Regions from separate parts of the Homo sapiens genome. Here all the other regions are linked to region 2. The links are chromatin loops, found by intact Hi-C in ENCODE. Cell type or tissue: OCI-LY7. All regions are shown on one strand.

What was found. Peaks named below come from ENCODE experiments on the same cell type or tissue, not always from the same donor. Only the 100,000 strongest peaks of a DNase experiment are listed, where the experiment ranks them.
Region 1: it touches region 2 in a loop (8-fold over the local background); 66 of 110 quality-filtered maps call a loop at or near these places.
Region 3: it touches region 2 in a loop (3-fold over the local background); 11 of 110 quality-filtered maps call a loop at or near these places.

Annotation. Positions count from the first base shown.
Region 1 is chr5:36,263,615-36,268,614 of GRCh38, forward strand. It overlaps RANBP3L (RAN binding protein 3 like), which reads right to left. Exons shown (of 14, transcript NM_145000.5): 5 at 1,835-1,906; 6 at 1,345-1,484. All of the region lies in intron 1 of LOC124900962 (a long non-coding RNA gene), which reads left to right. Among named protein-coding and RNA genes, the nearest start is that of NADK2, 24 kb to the left of the region's middle. In OCI-LY7, CTCF peaks have their summits at 1,981 (motif pointing right) and 2,190; a DNase peak (open chromatin) is centred at 2,017.
Region 2 is chr5:36,395,596-36,400,595 of GRCh38, forward strand. No RefSeq gene overlaps it. Among named protein-coding and RNA genes, the nearest start is that of RANBP3L, 96 kb to the left of the region's middle. In OCI-LY7, CTCF peaks have their summits at 2,759 (motif pointing left) and 2,963; DNase peaks (open chromatin) are centred at 626 and 2,756; H3K4me3 peaks cover 434 bases; H3K27ac peaks cover 2,036 bases.
Region 3 is chr5:36,076,396-36,081,395 of GRCh38, forward strand. No RefSeq gene overlaps it. Among named protein-coding and RNA genes, the nearest start is that of UGT3A2, 12 kb to the left of the region's middle. RefSeq lists an enhancer at 3,020-3,069. In OCI-LY7, CTCF peaks have their summits at 2,948 (motif pointing right) and 3,149; a DNase peak (open chromatin) is centred at 2,976.

The sequences.
Region 1 (5,000 bases), 130 kb before region 2:
GTACCATCTCGGTTCACTGCAACCTCCACTTCCCGGGTTCAAGCTAGGACTACAGGCACATGCCACCATGCCCAGCTAATTTTTGTATTTTTTGTAAAGACAGTGTTTTACTATATTGCCTAGGCTTGTCTGGAACGTTTTAGCTCAAGAGATCCACTCATCTCGGCCTCCCGAAGTGCTAGGATTAAAAGAGTGAGCCACCACGCCTGGCCACTTCACTTCTTAAATAAAAGTAAGGAATTATGTAACATGGTGATAATTATTACATTATATTTAAGTGAAAACAATAATATACTTATCTAAAATTGAAGACATGTTTTACTTAAAAATTACTTATATAGCATGCATAAATGATGAAATGATTTTTTAAATTCATAATGGATCTCTCCAAATAATATCTTACAAAGTAAAGAGTTTAGGAATATAAAAATATTGGAAAGTGCTGATCAAGTTCAAGTCCCTTACTTTGCTGATATAAAAAGATGTTGAATGGGTGCTTTGTTTAGATAAACAAAGATAGCAGCAGAGGCAAGATTAGTACCAATCTGGTATTTTTTTACACTTCCGTGTTTCTGTCCTTATGTTCACTAAGGGAAAACAAAGCGAAACTATGTGACCAATCCTCAGTAGTTCAGCTGGAAACAAATGGCTAAGATGGAATAACTCTCAAATTCCAACCTACCTATCTTGAGTCCTATTCCTCCTGTGTCTGCTTCTGCTGGAAGACAGGTAGCACTACAGCAATTGAATATATCCCCAAACCCATATCTGCACGGCTTGTGTAAGTTACTGTCTGTTTAGAAAGGCCTACAAAGAGTGATTCAGACACTACATAGTTGGAAGTTAGAATTCTTATCTGTCTCTAGAGGCTTCCCAAACCCTCCCAACTACACTGTATAGGGAGTTCTCTGCTCCTGTTATACTGGAATTTGGCTCTGAAATGAACCTCTGGTATGACCTAAACTGGCAACGATACACTGTGATGTTGACCAGTTGGCGATGTAGAGAAAATCCCTGCCTCTTTTTTGACTACTGACTCTGGCCCCTGGCTCCCTCATTGCTGTCCCCATTCTCACACAGGGTCATTGCTCTGGCACAAGACCCCCAGATTTCCACTACCCAGTACTCAACTTTACAACTTTAGAGAGACCACAGATTTGTGAGACTACAACTCTCCAATGTCAGAGTACAACTTTGAAAAGTTTACCAAGGGCTTTATGCTATCTAGCCCAACAACAAAACAAAGCTCAGACAACTCCTATTTCTGGATATGGGGGCCCCAAACAACCTGCAAAAAGAAAGATGAGGGATTGAGGTCAGTTCCGTTATCCTGGGCTTTCTCACCTTATTATTTGTTTTTTCTTTAGTCTTGCAAGATTCCAGTGCCTTGTGTCCAAATGTTTTTCTTACTTTTGCACAACTTCGAGCTTGAGGTAGCTGCAAAATAGCAGGTCTAATAACATGTTTAGAATGTTTCACAGGACCTTAAAAGAATAGAATTAAAGGATAAATATATGTTTACTGAAATATTCCTTTACTCCCTATTTTTAATTAATATAATTCTTATTTTCTAAAGTCATGTTTAAATGAGGGACTAGCGTTAATTAATCCAAGTCAAAATAACCATTGAGTTCCCCAACATTCACACCCTGCCTAGCTTTTGCCCAATAACTATTCATTTTGATCATGAAACCTGGCTTACTTGCATTATTTCTTCATGTTTTGTCACTCTGACCTACCTCCATGCCCCCAACACACGCACACATATAGGGAGATGAAAATATAGGTGGTAAAATATACAATTTCTGAGGTTCTTGAAATAGAAGCTACATACCTTGTTCAGCACTCTTTATATCAACACTACTTTGCACAAGAGCTGATGTCATAAAAACATTGTTTTTCCTCACTGTAAGAAAAAATATTTAAATTTTTTTAAATACAGAAGAGTGTCAGATTCTACACTATTTGGGGCTTAACAATCCCATTCCGAACTCACCAGCAGATGTCGCAATTGGCACTAACAGAGTAGTAGGTAGTGCCCTCTGGAGCACTGGCTCTGCGAAAAATGGGATTGCCAGCCAGGCGCGGTGGCTCGCGCCTGTAATCCTAGCACTTTGGGAGGCCAAGGCGGGTGGATCACCTGAGGTCAGGAGTTCGAGACCAGCCTGGCCAACATGGCGAAACCCCGTCTCTACTAAAAATACAAAAAATAATGAGCCGGGCGTGGTGGCAGGTGCCTGTAATCCCAGCTACTCGGGAGGCTGAGGAAGGAGAATCTCTTGAACCCAGGAGGTGGAGGTTGCAGTGAGCTGAAATCGCACCACTGCACTCCAGCCTGTGTGACAGGAGCGAGACTCCATTTCAAAAAAAAAAAAAAAAAAAAAAAGATATTGCCGGATGCGTCCTGCTACATAGTTCTGTTTACTTTCAGATATCTAAGTGAAAATTAGGTGACTAGCAGAAAAGGCAGTCTTTTTTTTGAATCTTTAAATAGTGCACTGTCAGAAATTCTACAGACTACAAAATCTGAATTGGTAATGAACCCTCCGGCATTAATATATAGCTCTTATAGAATATTATAAAACTGTTAGCAAAGTCTGCCCACACTCCCTGACTTTTTAATGAGTATACCTGAAGAAAGAAGTAAAGATGACAAATCTGCTAAGTTATTTTTCTACAAACATGTTGGTGGGGTAAGACTGTGGTGGTGGCTCCGAGTATAGAATTTCTATACATTTCAAAGGGATCTCCTCTTCATTGCAAATTGCAGAAACAGCAACCTTTGGCATTTAATGAAAATGAGAAAAGAATAATTGCTTCTTCAAAGTATTCTTTAAGGTGTTATAAATGTTGGGGTAGAATCCCTTCTCTACTTCAGAGTTCAATTTAATGTTTTTTATGATCTTTATTATTGAACATCAACAAAAAAAGAGCCATATTTTTCTCCTGCTGAACACCACTAACATTCTGCACAACATAAAACAGAATGATAATCTTTCTTTTTGTGTGAGTGTCCAGTAAAAAATGAATTAAAGCACGTGCATAGATAACTTAAAGTCGTTCCTTTGTTTTATGTATAAATACAATAAAACAGAACACCTTTGCCTCTGGGATTAGGATCTCTATTTCTATGTCTCTCTCACTTTTTTTTTTTTTCTTTGAGATTGAGTCTCTCTCTGTCATCCAAGCTGGAGTGCAGTGGCATGACCTTGGCTCACTGCAACCTCTGCCTCCTGGGTTCAAGCGATTCTCTTGCCTCAGCGCCCCAAGTAGCTGGAACTACAGGCGTGCAACACCATGCCCGGCTAATTTTTGTATTTTTAGCAGAGACCAGGTTTCACCATGTTTGCCACGCTGGTTTCGAACTCCTGGCCTGCAGAGATCTGCCTGCCTTGGCCTCTCAAAGTGCTGATATTACAGGCATGAGCCAACACGCCCAGCCAGGATCTCTGTTTCTCTTAATGTCTGAGCTTGTCAGTCAGGTTAGAAGGACTAGAGACACTAAAAGGTGTCTCTTCTGCATCTGAAAGTTACTTGATATACTGTTGCTCAGTCATGCCTGCAATTATTAATAAGAATACAGATTTATTCATTGAAAAACTCTGTTGTTCAGGCCAGGCATGGTGGCTCACGACTGTAATCCCAGCACTTTGGGAGGCCGAGGTGGGCGGATCACGAGGTCAAGAGATCAAAACCATCCTGGCCGAAATGGTGAAACCCCATCTCTACTAAAAATACAAAAATTAGCTGGGCATGGGTGGTGTGCGCCTGTAGTCCCAGCTACTTGGAAGGCTGAGGCAGGAGAGTCACTTAAACCCGGGAGGCAGAGGTTGCAGTAAGCTGAGATCACGCCATTGCACTCTAGCCTGGGCGACAGAGCCAGACTCCGTCTCAAAAAAAAAAAAAAGAAAGAAAGAAAGAAAAAACTCTGTAGTTCCTGGGTAGAGGGGGATCAATTCAAATGAAGTGAGTAGTTTGTAATTTTTCTTTCTTAGTGGCAAACTTAACTTGGAAAAGGCAATTGATTGTTTAGTAGAAATAAAAACATGAGAATAGAGATCATTTTAATGTGGAGAAAATGCCAACCATTTCAAATATTTTATTATGATAAAACAGTTTTACTAAGCAAAACATTATAAATTTCAAGTAAAGAGGAGTAATGTTTTAATTAGTGGAAATTTTAATGGATTTCTATGCTAAGCTTAAAATATGAATCTAAAGCATAATTGCATGTTTTAAATGCTATTACATTATAAACTATGTAGATGGACAATAGTAAGTAAAATAATGCAAATTGTTTTTACTTTTATAGGGCTGCCTTAAATAAAATAATACTGTTATAAATGTGAAATCCTAAAAAAACATGAAGTTCAAACTTTCTACCAAAGGTAAAAACATATACTCAGAATTTGTGAAGTTAGAATTCATAAGGTATTCTTCGATGCATACTTTGCTAAGGCCTCTGTTTATTTCTAAAGTGTCAGCATTTTATGATCGCTAAAAAAGAAAAGTCATCATTAATAAGAATGATTTTGAAAAGTCAGTGTCAGGCTTGAGGTTCTAGAAACTCTTTATTACCTGGCCCAGAATGGGGGAAGGTTGGGAGGTTAGTGACGGATGAACATCTCATTTGCTTCTGAGACAAGGTTGACACTAAAAGCAGATTGCAAACTAAAGTCAGTAAGAAAGTGGGTTTTTTGTTTTGTTTTCATTTGGAGTTTTGCTGTTTTGGAAAAATTTCTGTATCACTAATTTAGAAAAATCTTTTTATTTCTATTAATAAAAATGAGTACATCTGATGAAGATGATAAATTAATTTCCATTCAATTCCATTCAACAGTAAATATTTATTTTGTGGTCACCATATGTAAGACACTATCAACCATGAAGATGACCTCGAGGAACTCACAGTGGAGGAAAAATATATACATAGATGCTGTATTACAAGGTGGAAGGCATAGAGCTCATTATGAAAGGAATCCCTGGAGTGCTTTCAGCAT
Region 2 (5,000 bases):
TTGATTCCTAGCTCAAGAAAGCCAGGATGGGTGAGATTGTGTTTTTCTCTGTTACACAACAAAATCGGCATCTAAGTTAGAGTTTGTTAATTCTCAAGCATTTAATTTCATGTGTTTTCAGTAGACTATTGGCTATAATTACTATAATTTTAAAATTTTTTATTCTGAAGTGTCATATATCATGCAGAAAAATACACTATTATATATATATATGAATTATCATAAATGAAAAATATAAACAAATTACTATAAAGTGAACACTCATCTGTCCATCCGTGCAGGATAAGAAATAAAACACTACCACTGCTCAAAGCCCCCTCATGCCCTTTCCCAATTACCACTCTAGTCCTTCCTCAAAAGATAAACACTGTGCTTACTTAACAGTATAATTTCATTTGGCATATTTTTTAACTTTATATAAGTAGAATCATTTCTCCTTCTCCTTCTCCTTCTTCTTCTTCTTTTTTTTCTGATACGGAATCTCGCTCTGTCACCCAGGCTGGAGTGCAGTGGCGTGGTCTCGGTTCACTGCAACCTCCGCCTCCCGGGTTCAAGCGATTATCCTGCCTCAGCTTCCTGAGCAGCTGTGACTTCAGCCTCCCACACCCCAACCACGCCTGGCTAATTTTTTTGTATTTTTAGTAGAGACAGAGTTTCACCTGTTGGCCAGGCTGGTCTCGAACTCCTGACCTCGAGTGATCCGCCCACCTTGGCCTCCCAAAGGTCTGAGATTACAGACATGAGCCACCGTGCCTGGCCAAATCATACATTTTCTTAAAGCATTCTTAGAAGAAAAAATTGGGTGCTTGTGCTTACCATTGAGTCAATAAGATGAGATATTTGAAATAGGGACTGCCTTGAAATTTAGAACATACAGTCAGTGAAATTTTGTCTCTTTATAAAAAAAGTCTATCTTTAGATAGACTTATAGATATAGATGATAGAAAAAAGAGCAAGACTGTGACTGCCCAGTTTAAGAGATCTAGAAGGTTTTTCTAGGAGCCAGCAACTTGTCCCCAAATAAAATAGTTATGTTCTCTTTGACAAGAACCCAGAAAGTTTCCACAGCCAATCACACACTAACAGATGGGATTTAGTGACTGGGGGGAAAAAAGCAAGCAAATAAAACTTCAAAGAAACAGAAAGATTGAAGAAGGAGAAAGATAAGATTTTGCCTTCTTATTTATTTTAGAAGTGGTTGTTAAATAGAGCCACTCATAATAAATTTGTCTTTTTGTTTTGTTTATAGATCAAGATTACTTGAGGCCAGGCACGGTGACTCATGCCTGTAATTCCAGCACTTTGGGAGGCCGAGGGAAGCAGATCACTTGAGATCAGGAGTTCAAGACCAGCATGGCCAACATGGTGAAATCCTGTCTGTACTAAAAATACAAAAATTAGCCGGGCTTGGTGTCTCATGCCTGTAATCCCAGCTACTCAGGAGGCTGAGGCTGGAGAAGCTCTTGAATCCAGGAGGCTGAGGTTGCAGTGAGCAGAGATCGAGCCACTGCATTCTAGCCTGGGCAACAGAGGGAGACTCCTTCTCAAACAAAAAAATAATAAAATAACTACTTGAACCAGGAAAGGGAGGGAGAAAATGGAAAATTAAAGAGTTAGAGTCTATATTAATCAGTTTTTGCTATGCTTTGTTGTGAAACAACCAACCTCCAAACATCAGTAGCCTAAAGCAATAAAGGCTTTTTCCTTACTTATATTACTTCAGCTGCAGTGAGCTGCCATTATGTTGCATATGTCTTTTTCTTCCATAACACGAGCTTAAGAAGCAGTTTGATCTGGGATATATCATTCCTAAGGCAGAGGAAAAAGAAAAAGAGATGGCAGAGATACTCAGTGACTATTAAAACTTCTGCTTGGGCCTGACACGTCACTTGCTGCTTAGATTTCATTAACAAATCAAGTCACTTGGCCAAGCTTGACATTAGTTGACATTAGTCCTTTCTAGAGTCAGCAGATCATTGGAACAACAGTGCAGACCATTACAGGGCTCATTTTCAAATGAAGATCAGTCAGAAATTGTAATACAAAAATCAGGGGGAAAGGGAAGTAGTTCCCCAAAATTCAACATGCATAATCAGAATCTACCCATTTGTAGATTACCCATTCATGTAAGAAAATCCACTAAATAATTCATAATATATGCCTTAGATATGTTAGAAGCCCATGTAGTTCATAAAAGAACAGTGACTTCTTTAGGAAGCATCTTTCACTCCGTGCACTGGATTTCCAATAAATTCTTTTGTTTTCCGGAAGAGTGTGAAGAATTCTCAGATGAAAGGAAGAGCCATAGCCTAATCCCTGCTTTGTATCCAGAAGCCTCTGCCTATAGCCTGGATTTTCAGTATCTCTTCTGTTCTATAATCCTCCTCTGTATGGACTCCTACGAGGATATAAATTATCTATCTTCAGCCATAAGTTTTCTGTGATGTATTTTCAGAAACTTCACAATGTCTATCCTTGCTGACAACATAAATCCTTTCTTCATACTGAAAAGACCGGAAAACAATTCTGTTTCTTTAGACGGTTCTTTGCTATAAAACTTCTTCATTTAAACAGCACTTTCTTAGCCCTTGTAGAATTTGTTTTGTTGAAGTGCTTAGTCTGTCTTTGAAATAAGCATATTTCATCTAATTTTGAATGATTCCAGCTGCTGGATTACCTATCTTGAAAGTGAGTCAGGAGACTTGTTGGTTTGGGGGGATTAGAGAAGGAAGTAGATTTCAATTTTCCAAAATGCAAGTCTGACACCTTCTGGAAAGCATGTGACTATTACACCCACAAGTTAGTTCCCTTGGTCCACTATTGAGAAGGCCAGGGGTACATGAAGTTAGATGGGCAAAATCTTGCATTTTTATTTCTATAAACTGCTATTTAATATTTAGGATTTTCTTCAATTATGAATATGGACAACTAACCATAGTAGTATTATTAGTAATGTTGTCAACAGTAGAAATTATAGATTTAAAAAATCACATTATAATTATTGCAGATATCAAAAAGTATTGTTTACACTCACCATTACTTTGAAATTCTGATAGACCTGTCATTAGATCTCGTTACTTAATGAGTTAGTATAAAACACGTGCATTAGTATTTCATATATTTGCTATTTTAACCTTATGACTTTTGAATATTTCAGCATAATTGGTTTTCTTTGAAAATCTATATATATTATTAATATTTGGCACACAAAGAATATTTTGAGAAGTTGTCTATAGTTTACAACGAAACAGCTATGGGTTTATGGTACAAAAAAGATTAAGAATGCTTGTTCTAGATGCATTCTAAAAGGGATAGAGGAGGACAAAAGAATATATAGAACTACATCTCTCTTTCACTAAAATAATGATTTTTAGTTCTTGTGTATAGAGTTAAATGGCAAGAGTATTTTAATATAAAATAATGTTTTGATATTATATAATGATTAATGTACAAAGCTTGTCTTTCCTTTTTCTTCTCGTGAAAATGGACCCCAAAACTGTGTCAAGGGAACTACCCCTTTTTCCTTCACTTCCCTCCCTCTACCCCCCACCACAAAGTTGAGTTTTTAAAAAATGTCTTTTTTAAACTATGAAGTTCATTTTTAATTTTTATATCAGGTAATAATTCCTGGACACTGAATTGCAATTGACAAAGGGAATAAGAAAAGACTAGCAAATTTCCCATCATTCATAAAAATGCTTCTACATTAGAAACAGCAGAAACACACCTGAGCTCTATGGTGTTCCTGGGCAAGCAAGGGGGCTACTGTTGAGCACAGTCTGTGTGTGGAGCTGCTTATTTTAACAAGATGGACTGGAGAGTCGGCTCCAAGTGTGTAGCATATGCTCTGAGGGAGCACAAGATCATCCAGCAGGAAGCAGAAAGAAAAAATTGGAACTTCTATTTCTGTTTATCTAAAATTTGAAAACCAACCAACTTTACCTGTATTTCTCACATATTCTGTCTGTACGTCAGCAGGTCAGGATCCTATGAGAGGCATGAGGTGTCCTCAGCAAGGTGTGGAACTTCCACAAAGCAGTGGGGTTGGCAGCCACCCTTCATCCTTCCTCTGCTTTGGAGCTGCTGAGACATTTGCAGTTTTTGTGTGCCCAGTTAAGTGACTCCACAAATGCATCATCTTGTTTTAACTAAGCTTGTCTTCACAAAGTGGAGTTCCACATGGAACTGTGGGTTGAAGATATTTGCAATAATGCGATCTCATAAACTTATCAAAATACAATGGCAGAGGTTCATTTACTCCTAATGTGACCCTTTCAGAAACAATACAAAGAAAAAAAATGACCAACTCATAACATCTAATAATTAATTGAATGTCCTAAAATAGAAGTAATCAAGACGATTTAATATACAGATTGATAAATGTTGTTGCTAATGATGACCTTGCCTGCAGTGCATATTGTGCCTTGAGAAGTTAGTTAATAGTAGCCATACATATAAAGAACTTATATATATATATGTAAGTTCAAAGATTATTTACTAAGAAAAATACATTATCAAAAGAGTTTGAATAGTACTATTATAAAGCTCCAAGAATAAAGTTTTTGAACCAAACCATGAATAAAAAAGTTCTATTGTGAGTTTAGCATCATTAGAAGAGGGAGTGCCATGTTGGCCAAAGTGAGTTTTGCTGGCCCAGGATATTAAATCTAACAATAATGTGGAACAGCAAGAAGACATTGTTGGTTGAAATGGACATTAGGGTATTGTGGACTGAGTGTATTTATCCATCTCTGCCTGTCTCCCTAGTTAGACTGTGGACCTCATGCAGCCAAGAATTGTGTCTATTAGTCCCACATTCCAAGCTGCTGCCTGGCATCAGTAGGTGCTCAGAAAACTTTTGCTGGGCTTATGGATTCAAAGAAACAAATAACTAAGGGGAATTTTACCTTTGGTTTATAGCACAATTTCTCTTTGCCCCTTAGCATTTCCCAGTGATGGGAAGTTATTCCAAGTTGGAAAGCAGAATTCAAATGACAGGA
Region 3 (5,000 bases), 320 kb before region 2:
GATTCGCTTTGCAGGTATTTTGTTTAGGATTTTTGCATCTTTGTTCACCAGCGATATTGGCCTATAGTTTCCTTTTTTTGTTGTGTCCTTGAAAGATGTTGTATCAGGATGACACTGGTTTCTTAGAATGAGTTATGGAGGAATCCCTCCTCCTCTACTTTTTGGAATAATTTCAGTAACATTGGCACCAGCTCTTCTTTGTATGTCTGTTAGAATTCAGCTATAAATCCATCTGCTCCAGGATGGAGCAGGATGTTTTGTTTTTTAACGAAAACAAAAACAACAAAAAAACGGTCTCACTCTGTCACCCAGGGTGCAGTGAAGTGGAGTGATCACAGCTTCTTGCAGCCTTGACTCCCTGGGCTCAAGAAATCTTCCCACCTCAGCCTCCCAAGTAGCTGGGACTACTGGCACACACCACCATACATGGCTAATTTTTGTATTTTTTGTAGAGATGAGATTTCACATTGGTGCCCAGGCTGGTCTCAAATTCCAGGGTTCAAACATTCCACCCATCTCAGCCTCCCAAAGTTTTGGGATTACAGACATGAGCCACTGCACCTGGCCGAATTTTTTATAGTGGGTTAATTTTTATTACTTATACAACTCCAAAACTCATTATTGGTCTATTCATGGTTTCCATTTCTTCCTGGTTCAACTTTGGGAGGCTGGGTATTTCCAGGAATTTATGCATTTACTCTAAATTTTCTAGTTTGTGCCCATACAGATGTTCATAGCAGTCTCTGAGGATCTTTTATATTTCTGTGGAATCAGTTGTAATGTCACCTTTGCCCTTTCTGATTGTAGTTATTTGTATCTTCTCTCTTTTTTCCCTGCATCTAGCTAGTGGTCTATCAATCTTGTTTATCCTTTCAAACAACTAACTTTTTATTTCATTGATCCTTTTTATGGCTTTGGGGGTCTCAATTTCATTTGTTTCTGCACTGATTTTAGTTATTTCTTTTCTTCTGCTAGCTTTGAGTTTAGTTCTTGTATGTTTGTTCTTGTTCTTTTGTTTGTTCTTGTTCTTGTTCTTTCAGGTGCAACATTAAATTGTTAATTTGAGATTTTTCTATCTTGATGTAGGCATTTAGCACTATAAACTTTCCTCTTACCACTGCTTTTGCTGTATTCCAGAGATTTTGGTATATTATACCTCTATTTTCATTCATTTCAAATAATTTTTTATTTCTCTCTTAATTTTATTATGTACCCTAAAGTCTTTCAGGAACAAGTTGTTTAGTTTCCATGTAATTGTGTGGTTTTCAGAGCTCCTCTTGGTATTGATTTCTAATTTTATTCCACTGCGGTGCATGATGATGCTTGGTGCAATTTCATTTTTTTAAATTGGTTAGGATTTGCTTTATGACTGAGCATGTGGTTAATCTTTGAGAAAGTTCTGTGCACAGATGAGAATAACATATATTCTGTGGTTGTTAGCTGGAGTATTCACCAGATGTCTATTAGTTCTGTTTGGTCAAGTATCAAATTTAAGTCCAGAATTTCTTTGTTAGTTTTCTGTCTCTGTGATCTGTCTAATGCTGTTATTATGTTATTATATGGCTGTTTATCTCCTTTCTTACTTCTGGAAGTAATTGTCTTATAAATCTGGGTGCTCCAATATTGAATGCCTATATATTTAGGATAGTTAAATCATCTTGTTGAATGGAACCATTTATCATTACATAATGCCCTTCTTTGTTCTCTTTTACTATTGTTGGTTTAAAGTCCGTTTTATCTGATACAAGAATTGCTACCCCTGCTTCTTTTCATTTTCCATTTCAGTGATAGATCTTTCTCTATCCTTTTATTTTGAACACGTGAGATGGATGTCATGAAGGCAGCAGAGGGTTAAATCTGTTTTTTATCCATATTGCCATTCTATGTCATTTAAGGAGCGCATTTAGGCCATTTACACTCAAGGTTAATATTGATATGTGAGGTTTTGTTTCTATTGTGGTATTATTAGCCAGTTGCTAGTTGTTAGCTAGTTGCTTTGTAGTTTCTATTATGTAGTTGTTTTATGTAGAGTCTATGGGCTTTACTTACACGTGCTTTTGTTGTAGCAGGTATTGTTCCATGCTCAGAACTCCTTTTAGCCTGGATCTGCAGCTGTGGTTTGGGCAGCTGCAGTGGCACCCAGGAGGGCAGGGTTCCTGCCTGCTCCTGGACCTCAAGAGCACAGGGAGGCTTAGATCTGCCTGCTCCATGGGGCGTGCGACTCCTGCCTGCTCCGTGGGGCTGCGGCTCCTGCCTGCTCCTTGGTCGTGCAACCCCGTCCACACCCCTCTACTGCAGCCTGCGTGATGGCAGCGGCAGGCCATCTGGAGCTGCCGCTGCCATCACTTCTGCTTAGTTTTTTCTATTGTTATGTCTTCCAGCTGTATTTTGAAATCTCTGTAGTGAATTTTTCTATTCCAGAAATTCTGTTTGGTTCTTCCTTAATATAACTATGTCAACTTACATATCCTGGATCATTTTTCTGGTTTCTTTGTATTAGATTTCAACTTGCTCTTGGATCTCATTGTGTTTCCTTGCAATTCATATTTTGAGTTACCTTTCATTTCAGACATTTCCGTCTAGTTAGGATCCATTACTAGGTAGCTGGTGTGATCCTTTGGAAGTGTAAAACACTGTTGCTTTTTGTACTACTGGAGTTCCTGTGCTGATTCCTTCTCATCCAAAGATGCTGTAACTTCTTTTTTTGAATTTGCTATCATTTGGGTGAGGCTTTTTCATTTTTTAATTTTTTCCCTTGGGGGTGTATGACTGTGGTGCATATTGTGTATGATCATTTGGCTTAGTTTCTAGGTGCTTTCAGGAGACAAGTATTCTGTACGGGTTCCTTGGTTGTGGATGGGTTCTAGGCGGTGGAACCTATCCACAAGCTATCTCAGATGCTGTTTGCTGTAGCTATGTATTTTTTGTTTAGTGGTGGAGTTCAGATGGAGCCCAGTAGATGGCGATAAAAAGTAAGAGCTACCAGGTAGGCTGATGCCTAGTGTACGTGCCCTCCCTGATGAGGATGGCAGAAAGAGATCCTGTTGGAGTATGCTGAAGTCTCACGGGAAGGTGGAGCAGAAAGTGCATCAGCTCCTTGTCCTGAGCTGGCAGGAACACGATCTGCTTCCATATCATGCCCCGTCACAGGGCTCATGACCTGTTTACAAAGGCTTTGTTCTTTGGTTCCCGGCCACAGTGTAGCTGTACACCACAGATTGACCTCTCTGAGGGATACCACTAGTATGGGGGTCAGGGCAGAATTTCTTCCCCCAGTCCAGAGCAGGAAACTTCATGGTCTGTCCTCAGTTGCCGGGGCACGGCTGCTCCATATAGGGAGGGGAAGTTGGACCCCACCCTTCATCCCATTCTATTGTTAATGAGAATCTGATTGTTACCAGCTCTTACCATCATAAATAAAGCTACAATGAACATTCTTATGCATGCCTTTTGTTGGAAATGTGCATTCATTTATCTTGGTATGAATCTAGGAGTGGAATTCCTTGATCACAAGGTAGGGTAGGTTAAGCTTTCTTAGATATTACTAAAGAGTTCTTCTAAGGATTGTACCAGTTTCCACTACCACCAGCAATGTATGAGAGTTCAACTTGCCCCACAGCCTTCCCAAATCTGGAATTGTCAGTAAGTCTTTTTAGTGTTAGTTATTAATATCTCCTTGTTTTAATTTGCATTTTCCTGATTACCAATGATGTTGCATACTTTTGAAATATATTATTGGCAATTTGGGTAGCCTTGTTTATGAAATGCCTAAGCAAGTATTTTGTCATTTTTCAAATTATGTGGGATTTTTTTTGTTTTGTCTTATTTTTTGTAGGAATTTATATATATTCTCGATCAGAGTCCTTTGTTCAATATACATTGGGTGCTGTCTTCTCCCAGTATATGACTGGTCCTTTATTCGCCTAACGGTATCTTTTGATTAATGGAATTTCCTATTCATAATTCTAAGGTATTTATTTTTTTATGTTTAGATTAGTGCTTTTCATACTGTCCAATAAAAAATACCTTGCATATTCTGAGTTCAAAAATACATCGCTTGTTTTTTTCCAGAATCTTTATTGATTTATCTATTATACTTCAGTCTATGATTCATTTCAAATTTTCTATGTACAGTGCTGGGCATTTTTTCCATGTGGGTATATAATTGCTTCAGCAACATTTATTGGGAAAAATTTTTTAACTTTTATTTCCACATTGTATTGGGGTTTTGGTCATAAAACAAAAGATCATTTTTTGTGGGGTTATTTCTGAATACTACTATTCTGTTTCATTGATCGACCTTGATAGCCTTATTCTAATATTATACTGCCTTAATCACAGTAGCTTTAAAGTAAATCTTGAAATCTGGAATTCTAATTTTTCTGAAGTTCTCCTATTCCACATTGCAAACAACTTGTTAATTTTAACAAAGACATTTATAGTATAATTATATAGTAATTTTATAGTTTTCTCAAGATTTAATTGAATCTAGACATCAATTTGGGTAAATTGATTTCTTCACAATGTTAATTCTTCCAATCCATCTCCAGTTAATTACATCCTCTTCAATTTTTTCCAAGGTTTTATAGTTTTCAGTGTACAGATCATTTAATTTATTTAAAAGATTTTGTTTTATGATTATTATAAAATGTACTATGACATTTTATGTCAATTTTCAATTGTTTATTTCTGGTATATAGAAATACAATTGATATTTGTAAACTGACCTTTTATCCTATGACAAGGTTGGGTTCATTTAGTAATAGCTGTAAAACCAGACCTGGTACTGAGAGTTTACTGAACCATTTGTGATTCCCTTGGATTTTCCATGTACCTAAATGCATAATCTGCCAAGAGTTTTATTCTTTCTTTTTTATTTTATTTTTTGGCCTAATTGCATTCCATGGACTTCCATATAATGTTGAAAGGAAATGGCGAGAGTGGACCTGCCTGTCATGTTCCTGACTTTAGGGAAAAGAAATAGAGTTATTTTTTCACCA